Regions from separate parts of the Homo sapiens genome. Here regions 2, 3 and 4 are each linked to region 1. A link is a contact called in ENCODE Hi-C data. All regions are on one chromosome and are shown on one strand. Each heading gives the region's core, a stretch centred on a gene start or an enhancer-like site at or near the end of the contact. The rest is flanking DNA. Distances are from core to core; before and after follow the strand shown.

The links. A loop is a pair of places that touch in the nucleus more often than their neighbours do. Pooled maps may share reads with other maps.
Region 2: a loop to region 1 is called in a pooled map, with 5 times the contacts of the local background. The contact joins the enhancer-like site here to the promoter of ACADM in region 1. A Hi-C loop is called at or near these places in 4 of 50 pooled maps.
Region 3: a map with no recorded cell type shows a loop between it and region 1 (7-fold over the local background). The contact joins the enhancer-like site here to the promoter of ACADM in region 1. A Hi-C loop is called at or near these places in 4 of 37 single-sample maps with no recorded cell type and 2 of 50 pooled maps.
Region 4: a loop to region 1 is called in a pooled map, with 10 times the contacts of the local background. The contact joins the enhancer-like site here to the promoter of ACADM in region 1. A Hi-C loop is called at or near these places in 2 of 37 single-sample maps with no recorded cell type and 3 of 50 pooled maps.

Annotation. Positions count from the first base shown.
Region 1 is chr1:75,723,440-75,725,965 of GRCh38, reverse strand. ACADM (acyl-CoA dehydrogenase medium chain) reads right to left here and starts at 1,257. Exons shown (of 12, transcript NM_000016.6): 1 at 1,149-1,257. The coding sequence starts at 1,178. It also overlaps a transcript of SLC44A5 not described here. RefSeq lists enhancers at 1,042-1,131, 1,782-1,871 and silencers at 1,262-1,311, 1,362-1,411.
Region 2 is chr1:77,430,270-77,432,795 of GRCh38, reverse strand. The region is part of intron 8 of AK5 (adenylate kinase 5); the gene reads right to left. LOC124904202 (a long non-coding RNA gene) reads left to right here. Exons shown (of 2, transcript XR_007066178.1): 2 at 1-63. Among named protein-coding and RNA genes, the nearest start is that of AK5, 150 kb to the right of the region's middle. Within about 2 kb of position 1,260, at least 3 of the 41 ENCODE cell types and tissues checked have a DNase peak (open chromatin) inside an H3K27ac peak, as active enhancers do.
Region 3 is chr1:77,411,328-77,413,853 of GRCh38, reverse strand. The region is part of intron 7 of AK5 (adenylate kinase 5); the gene reads right to left. Among named protein-coding and RNA genes, the nearest start is that of AK5, 130 kb to the right of the region's middle. Within about 2 kb of position 1,258, at least 4 of the 41 ENCODE cell types and tissues checked have a DNase peak (open chromatin) inside an H3K27ac peak, as active enhancers do.
Region 4 is chr1:74,651,519-74,654,044 of GRCh38, reverse strand. All of the region lies in intron 1 of ERICH3 (glutamate rich 3), which reads left to right. Among named protein-coding and RNA genes, the nearest start is that of ERICH3, 21 kb to the left of the region's middle. Within about 2 kb of position 1,269, at least 4 of the 41 ENCODE cell types and tissues checked have a DNase peak (open chromatin) inside an H3K27ac peak, as active enhancers do.

The DNA.
Region 1 (2,526 bases), core at 8-2,507:
TGCAAATAGAAAACAGAAACAGCACGGGATCTGGAGTTATAATTGCTGAATGTGAATCTAGGTTCCACAACCATATTTGTGGCCGTAGACAGGTTTACAAACTGCTTATAGCTTCCGTTCAAAACCAAAAAATGGGACTAATCTCACTGCGTATTTTCGGACGATTAAAGTACGATAATGTTTTGAAAGCCTAATGCTATATAACTATTGGTTTTATTACTTCGGGCTCTCTGTCTAGAACAATGAAATTCCAAATATCGAAACAGCACCACTAGAATTGAACACTTTTGTGCATTTCTTGGGAATATAAGAGTGTCAGTTTTATGGGTTAAAGAAGAGAAAAAGGGTGTAAGTTTTCTATATCAGGTTTTTTTTAGATCCTTCCTTGGAGGTTGAGAAATCTGCTTTTCTGGTGTAGGAGTTAAAAATAGCTGAAATCTCCCAATTTCTGCCTTCACTGCACATTAACTTGCATAACACCAGCAAAACATGGGCAGCAATTCTTTAGGATTATTCTAAAACCGCAGCTTTTTTGGTCCAAGACATAACTTTAACTTAATTTTAAGTGACATCTAAATGGCAGTGGTGTGAACATATCAAGAATATTTAAGATACCAAAATTCATCTAGTGACAAACTTATTTAGAATCTATTAAGATCCAATACTAGAATATACACACAAGTTCACATAAAATTCTGCAGGTTTTTTTTTTACTTTTTTTTTTCCCGTAAGCAACGTGGAAACGTTACAACGAAAAGCTTATTAAACATTAAGTATTTCAAGGAGTAGCTGCTCCATTTTTCTTTTTCCCGTGGTTCTGACACAGAGACGGGGTCACTTTGGAAAAAGGTGGGATTCCCGCGGTAAATATTTGGAGGGTTTACCAGAGAAAGAAAAACGATATTCTAAAGAGAGGATGCCGGCTATAACGGGGTCGCCTGACGGGAGGATACGGAAAATGAAACGCTAGGCTACGTTCCGTCCGGTGGTAGGAGGCGTGAAAGCAGGTTGGGGGCCCCTAGGCTGGCTCCTTCCTCAGCCCGACTTCCCACTCCTCCCGGCCGCACCTATTTTTGGCCCAGGGCCCCCTGCTCCGACACCACAATACCCATGTTCCAGCCCCACCGCACCGCTGGGCTCCCTCTCACCCTGCAGCATCGCCCGAACCCCGCTGCCATGTTGGCTCCCGTTCCGGCCACTCGGACAATAATACACGGGTCACGGCCTTGACATACTCCCCGAACGCGGGACTCCTCTGGTCCCGCCCACTGGAGCCCGTGGGCGGGATGGGGCGGGGCGGGAAGAGGCGGTTGGGCTGCGGAAGGACGGGGCGCTGCGCTAGGCGGGGTGGCAGCGGTCCCCGGCGCCGGGTAGCCAACGCATGCTCCGTGACCCTTGCGTGCGCCGTCGCTGCGACCTGGGGAGGGGTCGCATCCCCTCTCCGGGCAATCTCTGATAGTCCTGGTTTGGTTTTCTGCGTTTCCACCTCTGGCCCTCTCTGTGGGACGCCGAGGCTGACCGCAGCGCGGAAAGAGAGCCAGGGCGGGGGAGGGGGACGGCGGCGGGGCTGGGAGGGCCCGGTTGCGCTGAACGGTGGGGGGACTTGCGGCGCGGTGCAGGACGGGAACCTGGGTTAGAGGGCGTGGCTGGGGCCTGGAGGGAGAGCGGCCCCCGTGGTCAGCCTTCACCTTTACCCGGAGAGAACGGTCAAACCCAGATCGTGTCTGCTTGGCGGATTCAAAGTATTAGTACATTTTGCTCTCAAATGCCCTACCTAAAGCGAAAGCATACTTGTGTTTCCTTAAAATTTAAAAGAGAATTTAATTGTTTAGGTAAATTTGACCTTTCCGCGTATTCCCAAGGCTGTTTATGACTTGTCCGCTGATGTGGTGTCCTTGGATATGCGGGTGCAATCCGAGGCTGTCCAAAGCTCCTGGTTCAGCGAATGATGGAAGTGAATGTCTCCCTGAGGAATTCTACCTGGAGTCACTTTCTCTTCCAGTGAGACCCTGAGTTTTGAGATGGTAGCTTATACTAAATCTTATACTAACTTAACATTTTCTTTTGCCCAATAAAGGTCACCCATAAATTCATCTAATTTAGCTGTTAAAATTCTATATCCTGTTATTGTATTCCCCTACTTTGTCTTCTGGGAATTTATAGTGTGTTAGTCCTAGGTACAAGGCAGAATGTTAATTAAGCGCTATATTCAAAGTGAAAGTACCAGGAAAATTCGGAAAAGGGATAAAGAGCTGAGTTTGTCCTGGTATAGGCAAGAAAGCCTTCAAAGTGGTGGTGGTAAGTAAAACACAAAGCGGACTCTTAAAGATGATTAGGAATTGTCTATTCATGTCTCCTTTGTTCCAATTTCTTATTCTGAACATTTTAAACACAGAAAAGATGAACGAAAAGCACAAAATCACCCATATGCCTATTGTAACCCCTTCTTACTGTACACGTGGCTGGCAGAGAAGCGAAGATGGAGCCCTCATCTTAAACATGTCTAGTCGGTAGTTCCTGCCACCA
Region 2 (2,526 bases), core at 11-2,510, 1.7 Mb before region 1:
TAAAAGAACATGACCTCTTAGGTATCTATTGTTTAAATAAAAAAAAGTCTACGCTTCCACTAATACTACATGTTATACTTGGGTAAATTCCTCTGGGGAAGTTGAGGCCCATATCCACAGAATTTTTTAAATGGGTCACACAGTAACAACAGATGTCATCTAATTCTCAATGGTCATTTGCTTTATTCAATTGTTTGTCTTTAAGACTGGATTCATGGCTCAAAACCATTATACAAACTTGGATTTACCATATTACTATTAATTTTATTTTATATTTTTGTTTTTAAAACTTGTACCTGTTGCTTGTTAAATTTCTGCAGAAGTACAACTCCTAACAGAATAATGCTGGCCCAGTGCTTTGAGATTGTGGCCAAAATACTATGGAATAGACAAAACTGAACATAGCAATAAATTCCAGGTAGACTTAGCCTGAGAGCCATTTCCTCCAAGCCTCCCTTGTTGCTCAAATGTGGCTAGAACGCTTTTGACACAGATTCCTACTCACCAATCACGTCTTCTGATATGGGACCAGACCAACAATCTGGGACACATCCTGGCACCAAGGGACAATGAAAATCTAACTACAGGATGATTGAATGGTGATACTTTCAGAAAAAGATCTTGATCAAAAGGGGGGAAATGTGAAAGTTATCAGAATCAAAATAGAGTCACTTGTGTCAACAAGAAAAAAACAAAACCAAAAACAGCTGAAAAACAGTGCTTGGGAAGGCCATAAAGGGAGGATTCTCACGCACAAGTTCTTGATAACAAAACTACCACAAAAAATTCTGCAAAAACTACAACTTCACACAAAGGCCATCACAACCTTACACAGAAAACACTTCTTTGAGGACATCTGCCCAGCAATTGCCTTTCCAAACTTGGACTGACACCACCTTTGTTACTTATCCTTGTAGCCAAGGATAATTATCTCAAAACTATTATGTAATCCTCCTCATTTTTTTCTTACAAGACCTTTGTCTTCCTTTACCTCCCTGAATACACACATAGTTTACAATGGCACCCATATTCCTATTGCAATGCCCATTTCTGAATAAATATCATTTTCTGTTAGAGAATTTCCCTCTCTGTTATTTAGAATGACACAATTTGCTAGGATCAAATATTCTTTTAAACCAAGAGATAGCACTCTTGATTTAAAAGAGTGACATAGGGTTATATTTTTAAAGAAGTCAAATATGCTTCTAGTGCTTTTGGGCGTTGGCTCCTAATTGTTCTCTACCCACTTCCTTCCTAAACTGCTTAGAATCCTCAGCTCATTACCACTTATACTCTGCCAATGCTTTGCTCTCTGCCTTTCTGAACCACATATTTGCTAAAATTCCATCACTGTGTGAACCAAATTACTGACCTTCTCTGTGTCCTGCTAGAATTCCACAACACTCAGTATAGCGCCTATAAGAGTGTCTGGCACCTAAGGCCACCCAATAAACATTTGCTAAAGGAATGAAAAAAATGAAAATGATTGATTCGTCAAAATAAATTTCTAGTCACTAATGTCAAATGGGCTCTCAATTCACTAATATCAAATGAAATGCTTGGTAATCCTGTTGTGTTTCCTTAGCACATTGCCTGCTAGATTTCACAACAGTTCAGGCTTCTACTCTCTTGAAACCCTGAAATCTCAACAGATGGCTTTGCCTCTGGAAGTCATCTTACAGGAACTCTTTGACTTCCCACCATTAAATATACAAACCCATCCTCCTATCCTATCAATGTTCCTTCTGTCTTAACCCACACGAGACTCTTTTGGTCTCATGCCAGTCTCTCCACCAGGGCTGGAGAACCCAGTCCTACCACATTCAGATAGACTTTCCTCTCTCTTATACTTGTATATTCTCCTTTTCACAAACAAGTAGACCTTTCCTGTGAGTTAAAACATGCTTAAGTGTCTTCACTTTATAGCGCTTTGTAAAGTTCTCAATTTCCTCCGTGTTTCTATATTCAATGATTATTTTCCAGTCTCTCTCTTCCTTATCTTCTCAGCCACATTTGGCACTCCCTGCCTCCTGAAATACTGTTTTCTCTGGCTTTTGGAACACCACATTCTACTGATTTTCCTCATATCTCTCTAATGGCTTCTTCTACGTCTTTCTGCTCTTTCATCTTTCTCTACTAAGACTTTAAATTTCCTCGGTGTTCAGCTATAGAGCCTCTTCTCTCAATTTTGTTTTCTTTCTCTATCTCATCTCCACTCACAAATTCAAGTCCTATCTATATTAAAAAGGCTCACAAATTTGTATTTCCAGCTCAGATATTTCCTCTGAACACCAGACCTATATATTTAATTGCTCACTGAAATTTTCTACTTGGATATGTTAAGGCACTTTGAACTCAGCATGTCTAAAATTACACTCATGCCCTATCTTTACAGAACTCGTCTTTTCTCAGTGAATGCCACCACTGTCTACCCAGCTGTACCAGTTGAAAACCCAGAAGTCATCTTCAACAGCTCACCCCCTGTTGGCTCCCATATCCATTCCAACATGAAGTCCTGTTGACTTT
Region 3 (2,526 bases), core at 9-2,508, 1.7 Mb before region 1:
AGTTACTCCAGGACAGGGTTGGGGCAGGGAGGAGGGCAGAGAAGGAGAAGAGAGAAGAAGTAGATCCAGGAAAAGTGGAGAAAGTTGTATTGTGTAAGATGTGGTTTCTCCCCATGAGCCCTCAAATCTGCTGCAAAGACAGGAACCCATAGATAGCCTTTTCAATGTGACAACCACATACTTTGCATACAGAAACCATTTATTTTTCAGAACAATCCTCTGGGGTAGCTGCTATTATTATCCCCTCTTTATAGATAAGGAGATGGAGGCCCAGAGCAGTTGAGTGACGCAGCCAGATGGCTTTGCTAGAAGTGTGGGTGGAGGGCTTCATTGAGGGGGAGACACTGTAGACAGGCCTTGAAGAAGCAGACGATCAGAGCAATGGTAGTCTCTAAGAAAAGTCCTGGTACACCTGTGGGTCACAGGGTGCTATTCAAGGGCCTAATCTAGTCTGGGGTGGGGTCTGAGAAAGTCTCCTTGAGAAAATCACCACGTTTACTCTGAGGCGCAAAGTAGAATCTGGCCAGGTGCAGGATGGGGCTCTATGGGGTTGGGAGAGTGAGAGGGATGCAAATGAGGAGAGGCATTTTCTAAGCAGAGAGAAGAGCAGGTGGAAAATGCCTAAGGCAGGAAGGAACTTGAGGTATTCAGAGAACTGGGGGAAGCTGGTGCCAGTGACGTTGGGGAGGGGATGTTATGGCAGTAACAGGACCACTGCAGGAAAGCAAAGGATTTGGGGCTTTCTTCTGTGCTAAGGGTACTCGTGGCCAGCCTGCAGGAGTCATTGAAGGTTTTGTTTTGTTTTTTTTTCAGAAAGGCAGGATGATTAGAGCTGCATTCTGTGAAGATCTCCATGGCAGCAGGACATTCATGACAGACAGGAGAGGCCAGGGATGAGGAATGACAAAGCGTTTGGTGACTGCAGTGGGAATAAAGACAAAGGTTTGGACTCCCAAGGTGCCCCCGTGGATTGATGATCAGTGTGGAGTGTGAGGGCAAGAACACTTCTGCCTGGCTCCCCGGAGAAAGGTCAAGGTGAGAGAAAGAGAATTGGATGCCATTCATAGGAGGCGATATGGGAGCTGTGGGGCAGCTGAGATTCTGCAGAAAGAGAGTTGAGAGAGAAAAAAACAGTGGCGGGACCAAACCTGGAGGCTGACAATTCATAGAGCAGAGGCCATGGATATGACTTATTTATTGGGTGAGTCATCAACATTTATAAGCCAGGAGATTTCACCATTGTTCCTTAACAGCGACAGTTTCCTGGAGCTACACAGTATCTGCCTCCTGCAGGGGAGGCACCATTTACTTCTAGTTTACTGCACTTTATTCACCTAGGGCTGTTTTAGAGAAAACAAACTTATTCTAAGGCTGAAGCAGAAGCCAGCTTTCAGGGGGTCTCAGGAGTGGAAGAGTTAGCGGGAGTTGAGGCTGCAAGCACAGAGTCTTCTGTTTATGAGCTCTGAGGTACAGAGAGGAGAAAGTAGACACCTGGAAACTGCTGTTAAGGCTCAGGCACTATGCACTTTACCAAGGGGACCTTAAGAGAATGAGGACACAGCACGTGTCCTCAGGCGGTTTCCTATTGGTACAGAAACCAGCACAGTTGCATCACTGCAGGGCACAAGGCTCCCTAGTGGAGAAACACCGCTAGGGAGCCACGAAGTGCTGGGTGTCCCAAAGAAGGGGTGGCTTAAATCAGCCCCTCCATCCCACTGTATTAGCAAACTGAGGATATCTAGCAGTTAGATATTTGTCGTTAGAGGTAGTCACTTCTAAAGCATCTTCTAAATAAAATATTAACTTGAAAAGCACAGAGTCATAGTATTTTTCAGAGCAGCAGTAGTCATGTTTTCATAATCTTAAATGATTCTCAATATTTCATCTTTCTTGCAATAGGCCAACTTTTTATAAATCTCATCAGAAAGTTAGGCAGATGAGTTTACATCGGTTATCTGTGTTCTGTGGGTCTGCCCAGAAAGACTACCACCTTACCCTTGTAATTCTGTCTTTCTTTGAAGCTACTCTTAGGTGGCTTCAAATAGTGATTTAAAATGTTAAGTGTTTAGCCTTTTTTCTTTGTGGCCCCAAGCTTTTGGTCTTTACCCTTTGAGATCATTACTCAGAAGAAAGAAGGTCAGGACTGAGACTAAGATTGGAGAGTCATCCACATAGAATTGATGTTGAAGCCACCTGTGACAATGAGTTGGCTCAGGGTCAGAGTACGGAGAGAATGAGAGGGGGGTCAGGACAGAACCATGAGTACTGCCTACATTAGGAGGTATGATTACTCTACATCAGAGTCCAAAGTCAAAATTCCAGGCAAGAGCACTTAGGAAGAGAAGAGGTAGGGTCACACAGGAGCTGTGGGTTGGGATGGGAGTGGCTACCAGATTGGAGGGGATGCTTTTATCCAGGCAATGAGGTAGAAACCTATCGTATGAGTTAGGGGGTCCTGGAGATATTGTAAATTTTAATTGTACAAAGTATGGGTTAGGTTAGATATTTTTCTATTATAGTAACATA
Region 4 (2,526 bases), core at 20-2,519, 1.1 Mb after region 1:
TTGAAATGGGAGAAAAGGCAATCTTATAATAAATTGACAAAGAATTGGCTGAACTGTGTTCGTATACTAGTGTTTTTGAAAGGCAGAAAAATTGAGGCAGAGGGTCACTTGTTCACAGTTATGGAGCCAGTAATGGTGGAGCCAGAATTGAACTGAAGCTAGAGTTGGCATTTCTCTATCTCTTTTCATCCCCAAAGGTAATGTAGACAGTGTGGGGATGGGTAGTACAGGGAGAGATGAGGGTAGAGTTACAGGGTGCTTCAGGCCAGAAGAAATAACATTATCAATGTGATCCATAAAGAAATATTGCCTTAGGTTTTCCTAAAACTGACTCACATTAAGCAATAATCTTGTTTTGGAGCTTTTCCACTTTAGTAAGATAAAAGAGCTGTAATAGTTAGATATTGTTCATATTACATGGGTCTAAAACAACTAGATGAGACTATGTATGTGAGAGTGCTTTGTAATCTGCAAAATGGAATATGGATATTACACTCCTTCCCCAGCTCAGGATTCAGTGCCTGACATGGAGATACTTGGTAATTAATTAGCTTATGATACGGGAAGAACTCTCTCTCTCTCTTTCTCCTCTCTCTCTCTTTCTCCTCTCTCTCTCTCTCTCTCGTTCTCTCTCTCTCTCACATACATACCCAGACACAGACACACACACACGTGCACACACAGTGTGTATCTAGTGTGTGCATCTCCCCACTAGATTGGGAGCTCCATGAGTGCAGTGTCTGTGCCATCTCTGTGTCCCTAATGCCTTACAGAATAACCTAAAATTAGTCATTAAACAATAAGCTTTTGTGATTTAAAAAAACTATTATAGTGCCTTTCCTTTTAGCTGGGATTTTTATATGGTAGACTATCTCTCTTTGGGATCAGGAGAAGGGATTGTTATGAATCACTGACTTTACTACAGAGCCACATTTATATATTACATGGTGGGAGGCAGGGTTAGAGGGTTAAGTGCTGAAAGGCCGCAGCTGGGAAGGTAGCACCCCGGTGACTCAGCTTTGGCTCCTCTAAACTTCAGGCCCTGAAGGATGTGGTGTGTGCACTGAAGTGAGGGAAACAGGAACCAGCATGGAGACAAGGTTGCTCTGTTTCCTCGGAGACTGTTTTCCCCAGTGCATTGAGCCAGGAAGTGGGTTTTTCCCCCACCTAGTGACCAGGGGATGGGTAGATAGTCTTGTTCATCACATAAAGAAACAAACGTGTTAGACTGGTCTGGCCAGTGACTTGTGGGTCTTGGCATGACAACATAGCCTGCGAGTAATATGGTCACAATGCCCTGGTGCTTGCTGTGACCAACGGAATCGATGAAAAGGGTGCAGTGGAGGATCACAGGCCTGAAGCAGCACGACCAGGAAGTCTAGTGTTGACACTGGATGCAGAGTGTAACATACAAGCTGCAACACAATCACCAAGCCCAGAGCAAGGTGACCTTAGTCAGCCCAGGGTTATGCCATGAGCAAGAAAGAAAAAAAAAAAAGAAAAGAAAAGTGAAGGGAGTAAGTAGCACTGAACGCAGAGGAAAAGGGTGGAATTTCAGAAAAGCTCTGCTAACCTGAGTTTGTGTTGGTCAGTGAGCTCTTGTAACTGGGTAAATGTGAAAATGGGCTACAAGCGCATATCAAGTACAGGTGAAAAGGACCAGAACAGAGAGGATCAGCCAGACCACAGTGTAGCTGACACTGGCCCACGCAGCATTTGACCATCTCCCTGGAAAGGAGTCTTGATGGTCAGAAAGATGGTCACATGTATATGCATGCAGTGGAAATGCTTGAATTGACCATTTTACCAAATCTGTATATAATTTACTTTAGAGCAATTTCTTGATATCAAACAATTTAGTAATGTAAAGTTTCAGTTAAAAAAATTCCAGCATTGTCTAAAAATGAAATAACTGAGCCGGTTATTATTCAGCTGTCCTACCAAGCTAGTCATATGGTGATAGTTGTGGAAGGAGTTGCTTACAAGTGGTATCCCAAGCAAGAACCCACATTTATTCCTAAATAGGAAAAGATGATGTGTAAAAAGGTTTCAACCCAACTGGACCTGCTTGACGATTTGTAAGCCTGGACAGGCATCGTGCACACATTTGTTAGTAGAAGCCCGAGAGAGCAGAATTAAAATCAGGTGCTACCAAAGCTGGCTAAGCAATTGTTATTAGGATCTAAATATTAAAGAAGTTACAGAGCCTGAATTAAGGAAGGGGATAATTTATCAGTCAATAGGGAAGTTGAGGTTTATGTGATCCCAACTTTTTGACCCCCACTTCATTTAATCGGGTTTTAGCACTCCCAGCTATTCCAAAATTATTGATTTTTTTAAGAAAAAACTTGAGCCTGAAAAACAGACAAAAGACTATATATGATATCACTCTAATGATTTATCTTAAGAATCTGTGAACTGTGGAATCATGATTGTTAGGACTGAGAGACACCTGCTCACCTTTCTGAAATGAGGAGCTGAAAAGATATTCTGAGATTTAGAAAGGGTAAGGTATACAATGTTGAC